Regions from separate parts of the Homo sapiens genome. Here regions 1, 2 and 3 are each linked to region 4. Evidence: chromatin contacts called from ENCODE Hi-C or POLR2A ChIA-PET data. All regions are on one chromosome and are shown on one strand. The core of a region is the stretch at or near the end of the contact, and the rest is flanking DNA. Distances in the headings are between cores, read along the strand shown. Region 1 overlaps LOC124903679 (a long non-coding RNA gene). Region 2 holds the start of CORO1A (coronin 1A). Region 3 holds the start of ALDOA (aldolase, fructose-bisphosphate A). Region 4 holds the start of ZNF764 (zinc finger protein 764).

Evidence for each region. Hi-C counts contacts between places; a loop is a spot of excess contacts on that map. ChIA-PET counts read pairs that join two places held with the same protein, here RNA polymerase II (POLR2A). Pooled maps may share reads with other maps.
Region 1: a loop to region 4 is called in a pooled map, with 13 times the contacts of the local background. The contact joins the enhancer-like site here to the promoter of ZNF764 in region 4. A Hi-C loop is called at or near these places in 7 of 50 pooled maps. POLR2A ChIA-PET finds 5 or more read pairs at or near these places in 2 of 52 experiments (OCI-LY7 and activated T-cell).
Region 2: a pooled map shows a loop between it and region 4 (7-fold over the local background). The contact joins the promoter of CORO1A here to the promoter of ZNF764 in region 4. A Hi-C loop is called at or near these places in 6 of 50 pooled maps. POLR2A ChIA-PET finds 5 or more read pairs at or near these places in 3 of 52 experiments (activated CD4-positive, alpha-beta T cell, activated T-cell and activated naive CD4-positive, alpha-beta T cell).
Region 3: a pooled map shows a loop between it and region 4 (6-fold over the local background). The contact joins the promoter of ALDOA here to the promoter of ZNF764 in region 4. A Hi-C loop is called at or near these places in 9 of 50 pooled maps. POLR2A ChIA-PET finds 5 or more read pairs at or near these places in 8 of 52 experiments (CD4-positive, alpha-beta T cell, HEK293T, MCF 10A and 5 more).

Annotation. Positions count from the first base shown.
Region 1 is chr16:30,813,051-30,815,781 of GRCh38, reverse strand. All of the region lies in intron 1 of LOC124903679 (a long non-coding RNA gene), which reads right to left. Among named protein-coding and RNA genes, the nearest start is that of ZNF629, 27 kb to the right of the region's middle. RefSeq lists a silencer at 1,158-1,487 and enhancers at 1,508-1,657, 1,528-2,082, 2,083-2,638. Within about 2 kb of position 1,366, at least 30 of the 41 ENCODE cell types and tissues checked have a DNase peak (open chromatin) inside an H3K27ac peak, as active enhancers do.
Region 2 is chr16:30,182,348-30,185,047 of GRCh38, reverse strand. CORO1A (coronin 1A) reads right to left here and starts at 1,446. Exons shown (of 11, transcript NM_007074.4): 1 at 1,323-1,446. CORO1A-AS1 (CORO1A antisense RNA 1) reads left to right here and starts at 260. Exons shown (of 2, transcript NR_186359.1): 1 at 260-544; 2 at 1,277-1,655. RefSeq lists enhancers at 1-82, 83-624, 625-1,165, 2,584-2,693 and silencers at 1,014-1,123, 1,154-1,613, 1,754-1,863.
Region 3 is chr16:30,064,363-30,067,062 of GRCh38, reverse strand. ALDOA (aldolase, fructose-bisphosphate A) reads right to left here and starts at 1,303. Exons shown (of 10, transcript NM_001243177.4): 1 at 1,136-1,303; 2 at 25-178. The coding sequence starts at 165. LOC112694756 (uncharaterized LOC112694756) reads right to left here. Exons shown (of 14, transcript NM_001365304.2): 6 at 2,558-2,639. RefSeq lists silencers at 986-1,165, 1,206-1,475 and an enhancer at 1,472-2,252.
Region 4 is chr16:30,557,038-30,559,737 of GRCh38, reverse strand. It overlaps ZNF764 (zinc finger protein 764), which reads left to right and starts at 1,364. Exons shown (of 3, transcript NM_001172679.2): 1 at 1,364-1,751; 2 at 1,892-2,005. The coding sequence starts at 1,556. RefSeq lists enhancers at 1,235-1,374, 1,915-2,476.

The DNA of each region.
Region 1 (2,731 bases), core at 117-2,616, 260 kb before region 4:
GTTTGAAACCAGCCTGGGCAATGTGGCAAAACCCCATCTCTAAAACACAAGCAAACAAACAAAAATTAGCCAAGCGTGGGCCAGGCGTGGTGGCTCATGCTTGTAATCCCAGCACTTTGAGAGGCCGAGGCAGGCGGATCACCTGAGGTGAGTTTGAGACCAGCCTGGCCAACATGGCGAAAACCTATCTCTACTAAAAACACAAAAATTAGGCCAGGTGTGGTGGCTCACACCTGTAATCCCAGCACTTTGGGAGGCCAAGGCGGGCGGATCACCTGAGGTCAAGAGTTCGAGACCAGACTGACCAACATGGAGAAACCCCGTCTCTACTAAAAATACAAAAATTAGCTGGTGTGATGGCACATGCCTGTAATCCCAGCTACTCGGGAGGCTGAGGCAGAAGAATCGCTTGAACCCAGGAGGCGGAGGTTGTGGTGAGTTGAAATCGCGCCACTGCACTCCAGCCTGGGCAACAAGAGCAAAATTCCATCTCAAAACAAAAAAAGAAGTGTAACTAACAACATCAGGTGGTGGGACTCGGACATTTTTGGACCCCCCATACCTTCACCCACACCTCGGAGAGCAGATGTTTTGAATTGGAAACATCGAATTTTCAGTCCACCTAGAGTAAGCCCTTTGTCGGCTCAGCTTCTTGAACGTATGCATTTCATGCTCACCACATCCAAACTGTAAGGCTCCATCCAACCAACCAACCAAAATCCCTGTCCTGGACGGGAGCGGTGGCTCCCGCCGGTAATCCCAGCACTTTGGGAGGCCGAGGCGGGCGGATCACTTTAGACCATCTTGGCCAGCATGATGAAACCCCATATCTACTACAAATGCAAAATTTAGCTGGGTGTGGCGGTGCACACCTGTACAGCTACTTGGGAGGCTGAGTTGGGAGAATCGCTTGAACCCGGGAGGCAGAGGCTTCAGTGAGCAGATCATACTACACTGCAGCGTGGGTGATTAAGTCAGACTCTGTGAAAAGAAAGAAAAAGAAAGGAAAGAAAGAAAGGGAAGGAGGGAAGGAGGGAGGGAAGGAAGGAAGGAAAAAACCTCCCTGTCCTTTTGGCCCTGAAGGGACCTTCGCTTTCCAAAGGGCTATGGCAAGAAGGGTGGGTCGCAGCCACGTCACCGGCGGGAGGGTCGGCAAGGACGGTTGCTAGGTCGCCGCACAGCTTCCGCCGCGGAGAGAACCAAAGGACTGGGAGGAGAAGTGAACGCCCGCCCCATCCACGGTGCGGCCTGGGATTGGCTCACCGTTGTAAAGCCATGCCCCCAACCCGGGCAGCGCCGCGGCCACCCGCCCGGTTCCGAAACGGACCAGCAGGGGGCGGCCTGCACGTCCTGGCCGTGGCTCCTGCCCGTGGAGGCGACCCCAGCGGCCCAGACAACTAAGACCCGTGTTGCGTAATCTCCCCGGCCCCGCCCAGGGAGAGGTGCCTCTGCCCCCGGGGACCCTGGCGAACGCACGTTCCCCTGTTGATCATTCAGGCTGCACTGTGGACCCGGAAGTCTGGGTCCAGATCCAGCGAATTCGGAGAATCCTCAGCGGCCCCTCGTCTAAGCCGCAGCAAAAAAAGGGATTGGACTCACTGGACCACCTCCAAGGAGCCTGTCCAGTCTGACAGGCCCTATTTCTCATGGAAGACCCTGGGCTTCTCTGGCCTGAAGTTGAGAGCTGGCCCTGGCTCTGGCATTCCCTCTCTGAGTGGCCTTGGGCAAGTTATAGCCTATTTCTGAGCTTGTTTCCTCATCCTATTGTTAAGTCCTATGAGGGTTAGATGTCCTCAAAGGTCCCTTCCAGTTCTTAGCCATGAAACAGACTTGATAACATGTGGAAATCTCTGACATGTTAAATCTCTGACACGTAAATCTCTGACATGTTATGCTATTTAGCCACCTTCACCTTCTTTTCTTTTTTTTTGAGACTGAGTCTCGCTCTGTCGCCCAGGGTGGATTGCAGTGGTGCGATCTCAGCTCACTGCAACCTCCACCTCATGGGTTCAAGCGATTCTCCTGCCTCAGCCTCCTGAGTAGCTGGAATTATAGGCATGCACCACCACATCCAGCTAATTTTTGTATTTTTAGTAGAGACGGTGTTTCACCGCGTTGGTCAGGCTGGTCTTGAACTCCTGACTTCAGGTATCCACCCACCTCGGCCTCCCAAAGTGCTGGGATTACAGGCATGAGCCACTGTGCCTGGCCCTCTTTTCTTTTTTTTTTAATACAGGGTCTCACTCTGTCGCCCAGGCTGGAGTGCAGTGGCACAATCCTAGTTGGCTGCAGCCTCCAACTCCTGGGCTCAAGCAATCCTCCCGCCTCAGCCTCCCAAGTAGCTGGAACCACAGGCACACACCACAATGCCCGGCTTTTTTTTTTGGAGAGACGGGGTCTCACTATGGTGCCCAGCCCCACCTTCACTTTCTGTACACAAAAATTCTAGAAAAGGAGGGGAAAGGCTGGGTTGGCACCTAAAAATAAAATAGGGACTGTCAACAGATCCCTGAAAGAGTGCCTGCCTGCACTAAGGGGATGATGCTGGAGAGGATAATGGAATGTCCATTGTACTCTAACCCCCTCATTTTGCAGATGAGGAAACTTTGACAGCAGCTAAGTCACATTAGGAGGAAAAACCCAGGTTTTCTGATTTCATAATCAGTTCCTTTACAAAGTGTTAGGAAATAGAAGGCATAAATATGTTAAAACAGAGAAAGAAAATTATCCA
Region 2 (2,700 bases), core at 197-2,696, 370 kb after region 4:
TCCCCAGCCTCTCCTTCCCTCTAACCTGCAAGCCCCCTTCTCCCTGGCCCCAGGCCACTCTGAGCCACCCTCTCAATCTGTACCCTCAGCCTCTGCAACAGAGCCTGGCGTGGTGTTGCCCCACTGCATGTTTGTTGACTGACTGGCTGATGGATGCAGAGCCCGTCCTTCCTAATGGTTCAGACTCAGGCGTCATCAGCCCAGATGGCTCCGAGGGTGGGTTCTCTCTTAGTTACCGTGTCCAGAGCCCACCTCCCTCACACCCACACAGCGCTTCCTAAAGGCAGGGACAGGAGCTGGCCTCCCTCGCCTGCTGGCATGGGGCTGGACACAGGAGGAAGTGGCGTGGGGGCTGCCTGAGGGGAGTGAGGCGGCAGGATAGCTTCCCCAGCAGGTCTCTGGCTCAGGTCCAGGTATCTCCTCCTCCCCATACCTCTGCCTCTCGCCTCCGCTCAGAAAAGCAGGTGCCCTTAAGAGCCATCTCCACCCCCATGTAAACTGCACACAGGAAGGGAGAGGCCACTCCGACTGCTCTGAGGTCCAGGTAGGATGGTTTCCCCCAGTGTCTGGGTGGGGAGCAAGGAACTCCAGGGGCGACCTTGTGCCACCGCATCACCTTCCTGCTCAGGGAAGGGGCCTGTGCTGCCGCTTGGAGGGTGCCATGCCCAGAGCCTCTGCCCCTAGCCTCAGCCTCGCCTACTCACTGGGGGCTCCAGCACCCCCGGCCACCCCAGGACTCCCGAAGAGGCTGCTAGGTCGGCCTGCCCAAAGAGCGGTGAGGAGCGTATGTGAAGAGCCCCAGTCTTGAGGAGCAGCCTGTATCTGGAGAGAGGGGAGCCCCGGACCAGAGGTGGGGGACAGGAAGCCATCGCCCCACCCTGCCTCCTCCCCCACCACAGGTACCAGGCCCGGAAACCACGGAAAGGGGAACTTGGTCTTTTCTTGTTTTGCTCTCAACCCCTTCCTGTCTCCAAGCCCAGGGCAGCTGCCCCGCTCACCCCACCCTGCCCTCGTCCCCACCCTCCCCGAGACTCAATTCCGTGGGGAGTCGGGCCCTCGACACTGTGCTGACCCCCGGCCACCCACCTCCATCTTGGCCGCGGTGGTCCCTAGCCCTCGCCTCCGCAGAGCGCTCTGGGGCCCCGGCGGCCCCCACTCCAAGCAGCGTCCCCCCACGGGCTGCTGCGCCCGCTACCTGGCCCCGGCGCTGGCTGGGTCGCGGTGACAGCCGCGCGCCCCCGCAGCCCGCGGCTCCCACGCGCGCGCCGCCCCACAGGTGGCCCTCGCCCCGGCCCACCCGCGCCTCCCAGGCCCAGCCTCACCTGCTGCCGAGAGAGGACAGTGATCCCCCAAAAGCCGGAGGTGGAGGAGGAGGAGGAAGAGGAGGAAGGAGCTGGAGGAGCCGGGGACTCGCCCGCTGAAGATGCTCTTGTCAAGACAATGAATGAGAAGCAGCCGTGCGCCCGCCTCCGGGGTGGCCGCGCCCCTTGGGGCGGAGCTCTTCCAGGCCCGCCCTGCGCTCCCGGGCTCCCGCTGCGGCCGCCTCTCTCCCCGGCCCCTGCCCGTGCACCACGTTGGTCCCCAACCATAGCGCAGGCTGCCATCCCGGCTCCGGGAAGCGAATCTAAACTTCTTTTTAAAATGTCAAAACGCAAGAGCACCCCATTGCTTCTTTCCTCCCTGCGTCCGCCCCCAGCCTCCTCGCCAGCCTTTCCCTGGCAGGCACGAAAGCGCCCCAGGCCCGCCCGCCAGGCCTCGGTGCCCGCCCCGGCCCGGCTGCGCCGCCCCTTCCTCCCGGCCCCGCAGACGCGAGCGCAGGGGGCGCGGGGGGCGCGGGGGGCGCGAGGGGCGCGGGGGGCGCGGGCGAGGAGGAGCCCCGAGCGCGCTCCTGGACCCCCGGGACCTGGCTCTTGCCTGGCTCTGAGATCTAAGCATGGGTGGCCCCGGGAGTCGCTTCTCCTCCCTGGATCTCCTGGCTTCATCGGGAACACCCCTGCCCTCCTGCTGAAATAATCCGGCATCACGGGCACCTACTTCGTGCCAGGGGCTACAGGGTCGAGCAAGGCAGGCAAGCCAGGCAGGTTTCCGCCCCTGAAGAGCCCAGCCTGGGGGAAGGAGGAGGAGCCCACGGCCGCTCCAAGCCCTGGCTTTGGCGAAGGCTCGAGGGCAAGGAGGAATAGTTCCCACCCTTGGATTCAGAGAGGCTTCTGGAGGCAGCAACAGCGGGCAGGAAAGGCCTGCTCTAGAGTCAGACTATGTCATGAGTGCGACCGCAGCCTGTCACCTGCTGAGTGAGGTGTGGCCGCTACTTAGCCTTTCTCAGCCTCGGTTTCTCCCTCTGTAACAGTCATACCTGCCACGTAAGAGGTATGGGGATGATTACCTAAAATAACCCAAGGAAGTCAGTAAGGACCTCATCTAGAAAGTGGCGGGTGCTTAATAAACGTTAGCTCTCAGCCATGCGTAGTGACTCACGCCTGTAATCCCAGCACTTTGGGAGGCCAAGGCTGGCGGATCACCTGAGGTCAGGAGTTCGAGACCAGCCTGGCCAACATGGTAAAACCGCATCTCTACTAAAAATACAAAAATTAGCGTGGTGTAGTGATGCACCCCTGTAATCCCAGCTACTGAGGAGGCTAAGGCATGAGAATAGCTTGAACCCTGGAGGCAGAGGCTGCAGTGAGCCAAGATTGAGCCACT
Region 3 (2,700 bases), core at 54-2,553, 490 kb after region 4:
CCTTTGCTAGGCCTGCCCCTGTACCTTTCCTAACTCTGTCTGGTGCTGGGTGTTGCCCAGCTGAGGGTGGAGTTGCCCACTGGCAACTGGGGGAAAGGAAAAGGCCATAGCCATGGACAGGTGGGTCATGTTGAAGCTGGACCCTTCTGGCTTGCGCCTTGCCATGGGGTCACCTTGCCTGAAAACAAAACCGAACCGGAGTATTTTAGAATGTAAAGATCGTGAATCAAGCAGAGGGCCCAACACCCTCGTGGGAAAGGGCCCAGATATGGGAAAGGTCTGTGCTTCAAGCCACACAGCAACCCCGGAGCCAGATCTGAGATTAGAACCCAGCTCTTCTGACTGCCACTGGGGTGTTCCTTCCAATCCCCTCAAGATCCCAGGGCTGGCCCGGGCTCCAAGGCTTCAAGGACATCCCAAGGTCAGGCTTTTCCCCACAAGGGAGGGGGCGGGTGGTAGGAAAGGGGCATTAGGAAAAATATAAGAGAGCAAGGAGAAGCCCAGGAAAGGGCGGCGGAACAAGCCCTAGCCCGAGGCGAGGAAAGCGGTAAGCTTTGCCATCGTCACTGTTCCTACGGGGCAAGAACGTGGAGGAGCAAGCGCCTTCCCCTGAAAAATGCTCCCGTCGCTTCGCATGGCTGCAGCTGTTCCGGGCTCAGAATCAAGGTCGCCCGATAAGGAGAGACAGGGAAAGTGTTAAGGGGGCATCAAGCACCGCGGAGGGGTTTCCCTCCTCGCGAAGGGCGCCCCGTTTCCCAGGACAGAAACCAAGCTCCCACTTGCGAGAACCCTGGGGCTGTACATGGGCCGGCCCCCACCCCTCACTGCCTCTTAGGATCCCCGCCAGGGCTAAGGGGCCCTAATCCTTTGCCACAGGGGTCCCTGCAAGAAAAGGGGGAGAATGGTCCTTCATCTCGTCCGGCTTCCTCCCCCGCCATGACTCAGCGCGCGCAGCCGCTGCATTGCGCAGTTAGAGGACCTCAGGCTGGAGGGGCCGGGGAGCCTGTGTGTGCCTGGTAGTGGGGAGACGCTGGCATGGGATGGGGGAGGCCTCCACGCGGACGCCCAACCCGCCACTGCCCCCAAGATCCCTCTCCACGGTCCCTGGTCCCCGCACGTGAAGAGGGGCGCTCACCTGGCACAGGAGAGGGGCGGGTGTGCAGGGTGCGGCGGCAGAGGGCGGCGGGCTGGCGAGTGGATTCAAGGAGAGAACGCGGGACTCGTCACCAGGACCCCTTCTGCGGCGCGTTCCGAGAGGAACGCAGCCGATTTAGCCTCGGAAGGGGCGGCGCAGGAGGCGGGCAGGCGGAAGGCGGCGCCCGGCCTTTTAAAGGCACCACTCCGCCCTCCGCCGAGCTTTTTCCTTTACGAGGAGCGGGCGGCGTCCAATGGCAGGCGACGGACTGGGCTACGGGCCGCCCCCGAGAGGCGCAGCCCAGAGGCCGCGCTAGGAAGGGGCGGGCGCCGAGAACACGATCCCTCCCCACCCCCCTCGGACGTGACTCGGACCACATCCCGCGGGTCGCTAGGGCCCTCCCTTCTGCTCCTTTCCCCCAGCCTGGCGCGCTCTGGGGCGCCGTGACTCAGCCAGAATGTTGGCAATGGGGGAGGGCGGAACGGGGAAGTGGAGGACGCGGATGGAAAAGTCGGAAACGAAGGAAGCTGAGTTTCGCCTCCCAGGCCCAGCGCGCGCGGCCCGGGGCCGCCCCAGCTTCCGGTCTTCGCGGCTGCAGCGCGTGTCACCATAGGGGCCACATCGCGCAGTCGTGCGTTAGCCTGCCTCGCCCGCGGGCTGAATCGGCGCGGAGCCGACACCCTGTCACTGGCCCAGGCGTAAGGGAGGCGGAGGAAAGGGCATCGAGAGGACACGCAGGGAGCGCGAGAAGGCGGCGGAACTAGCGGCGCGCGGAGGCGAGACCTCCCCATCCGAGTTCCAGGCTGGCAGGCCGGGCTGGGTCGCGCATGCGTGCGCGCTCTCCGCCGGGCCGCCGCAGCCAGGCTGGTAGTCCTCTGCGCCACAGAAAACCAGAATGCGCGGCTATGCACCGGCCGCTGCTCGGCCTCTGGCATGCGGGGTCACAGTTCCTGCCAAACGTCTTCCTTGAGCCTGACTTCCTTCTCCAAAAGAAAATCCGTCCCCGAACTGATCTGCCTCCCAGATGCTGAGCCCCCTGCTCCTATCGTCCAAATCTCCCCTCCTCACCTGGACCCCATCTGGACCCTGTTGGCCCAACCCCAACCCCATCCCCACCCCGGCCCGGTCCTGCAAGGGGCCCACCTGCGGCGAGGCCGAAGGAGCCGGCAGAGCCTGGTCAGCAGCGAGTGAGCTAGGGGTTCCCGGGCTGGTTATAAGGCAGCTCCTGCCCGCCCCACATGTGTCCCCGATCTTCTCTAATGACCCCTGCCCTTTTCCCGCCACGGATCCTCTGGCAGGGACCTATATTTAGGGAAACCTGAAGCCCCTGACATTCACACTATCGTGGGGCCCGGCATGGGGGAAGGGGGAGGAAGACTTGGGTCGGCCCTATTGATGGGGAGGGAGCCCCTGCCCACTCACCGGTGCTTCAGAGGAAATTCTTCCTTGGAAATCCAGACGGAGGCCCTTGGTTGTCAAGAGAAATAAATCTTTGGCCAGGGACCTGTGGGAAGGAAAGGGGTGAGGGGACTCGGATCACGTGGCCTCCCTGCCACCCTCCCTGG
Region 4 (2,700 bases), core at 115-2,614:
CCCAGTCACATATCCCCTGCTTGTTCAATGGATCACGACCCTCTCACGGGGACCCCCTTAGAGTTGTGAGCCCTTAAAAGGGACAGGGATTGCTCACTCGGGGAGTCGGTTTTTGAGATGTGAGTCTTGCCGATGCTCCCAGCCGAATAAAACCCTTCCTTCAACTCGGTGTCTGAGGGGTTTTGTCTGTGGCTTGTCCTGCTACAACAGGACATGTATGAAGTCACGTGGAGCACAGAATAGACCATCAGAAAGTGAGAGAGAGGTCTGGGGGAGAGTTGGTGACATTTACTAGATAAAGACCCTAGGGGAAGCAGATTGGGGCAAGAAAGGGATGAGTTGGATTTGAGTAGAGGAGCCTTGGGCCATCTGTCCAGGGGCAGGATGTGAGGGGAGGTGAGAGCCCGGCTGCAGCTACAGGGAGACTGGCAATTGGGAGGCGTCCTGAGCAGCACATGGGAGAAGCTCCTAGAAGAGAGGACCCTCTGACTTTCTCAACCTTACCCTACTCTCCCCACTGCCTCCGCCATCTAGAAACTTCCAGAATTTCAGGCCCCAACAAGCCTACGATGGAGGAGGTTCTCCTGTATCCACTCCTTTTTCTTTCTTTCTTTCTTTTTTATTTTTGAGACAGAGTTTCGCTCTGTCGCCCAGGCTGGAGTGCGGTGAGGCAATCTCGGCTCACTGCAAACTCCGCCTCGCGCGTTCAAGCGATACTCCTGCCTCAGCCTCCCCAGTAGCTGGGATTACAGGTGCACGCCACCACACCTGGCTGTTTTTTTGTGTGTTTTTAGTGGAGACGGGGTTTCACCATGTTGGTGAGGCTGGTCTCGAACTTCTGACCTCAGTTGTTCCGCTGGCCTCGGCCTCCCAAACTGCTGATTACAAGCGTGAGCCACTGCGCCACGCCCACTCCATTGGTTTTTTTACACTCAACATTGGGAAGAGACTGCTGTTGCCCTGTTTCTGAGATAACAAGGACAAAACGAGAGAGTGATGAGCTGGAGCCCGATTATAAAACGGTCCACAAACGAAAACTAATGCCTGAGTTCAGTAAGGCCGGGAGGCCAGCTCACTCCCGCGAGGCGCTCTTTTGTTCGTGCAAACCGGGGCGGAGCTCTCTGCTGCACCGCCTCGCCGGGCCGGGGCGGAGCTCTCTGCTGCACCGCCTCGCCGGGCCGGGGACTAAACATGCGCGGCTAGTTTTCAAGGCCGGCCTCTGTATTAGTCACCGCGGCCATTTTGGATGAGGGTACGGAGAGAACGCGGACTGGAGATACCGGGGGCGTTGTCTTGGGCACGACTGCGTAGGGGCAAAGGTCGAGTACCCGCGCCGCCGCCATTTTTTATGAGGGCATATTCCATTTCTGATTATACACCCGCTGCCATCGGCACCGTTAGTTTCCACGCCCTCTAGTGCGCCCTCGGGGGCCCTAGTAACCTCCCTCCTTCCCTTGGGCCCGGGCCGGGGAGGCTTTCTCGGGCGCAGGAGGTTCCGCAGGCCCAGGCCAGGCCAGGGGAGGCAGCCGATCCGTCGTCGGGGTTGACAGTTACCATGGCGCCGCCTCTGGCCCCGCTCCCTCCCCGGGACCCAAACGGGGCCGGACCCGAGTGGAGGGAGCCGGGGGCTGTGAGCTTCGCGGACGTGGCCGTGTACTTCTGCCGGGAGGAGTGGGGCTGCTTGCGGCCAGCGCAGAGGGCCCTGTACCGGGACGTGATGCGGGAGACCTACGGCCACCTGAGCGCTCTCGGTGAGAGCCCCACCTGCTCGCCTGAGCCCTGCGCCCCCACAGGCCCTGCCGCGCCTCTGGGAGCTGCGCGTGAAGTTGGGGGCCCCGGGGCCGGGCAGGTGGCCTCCCCGCAGCGTGGGGTTTGCGTTCTTCTTCCCTAGGAATCGGAGGCAACAAGCCAGCTCTCATCTCCTGGGTGGAGGAGGAGGCCGAACTGTGGGGTCCGGCTGCCCAGGATCCGGAGGTGGCGAAATGTCAGACACAAACGGACCCAGGTGGAGTATCGGGTGCTCAGTCCCATGGGGACTTCTCTGTTCCTGTCCCATCCCGGTACCCTCTGCCACCTCCAGCTACCTGCTTAGCAGTTTCCTCTCTGAACTGCCTTCTCAACTGCGACGACGAGGCTGAGCCCCTGCGTGGCTCCCAGATGCAGCCTAGAAAGGAGCTGTGATGGGGGCTCTGGCCCTGCCATACCCGCCTCTGAGTCCTCACCTCTGCGTGGTCACTACACTCTGGGGGCTTTTTTTGGTGTTTTTGTTTTAGAGACAGGGTCTCGCTTTGTTGTCTAGGCTGAGTGCAGTGGCGGCATCATAGCTCACTGTAGCCTGGAACTCCCGGGCTTAAGCAGTCCTTCCACCTGGGCCTCCAGAGTAGCTAAGACTGTACAGGTGCTCGCCACGAAGCCTGGGTAATTTTTTTTTTTAGACAGAGTTTTACTCCGTTGCCCAGGCTGGAGTGCAGTGGTGCCATCTCAGTTCACTGCAACCTCCCACTCCCAGGTTCAAGTAATTCTCCTGTATCAACCTCCCAAGTAGCTGGGATTACAGGCGCCCGCCACCAAGCCTGCTTAATTTTTTTTTTTTTTTTTGAGACAGAGTCTTCCTCTGTCGCGCAGGCTGGAGTGCAGTGGCGCCATCTCGGCTCAGTGCAAGCTCCGCCTCCCTGGTTGACGCCATTCTCCCGCCTCAGC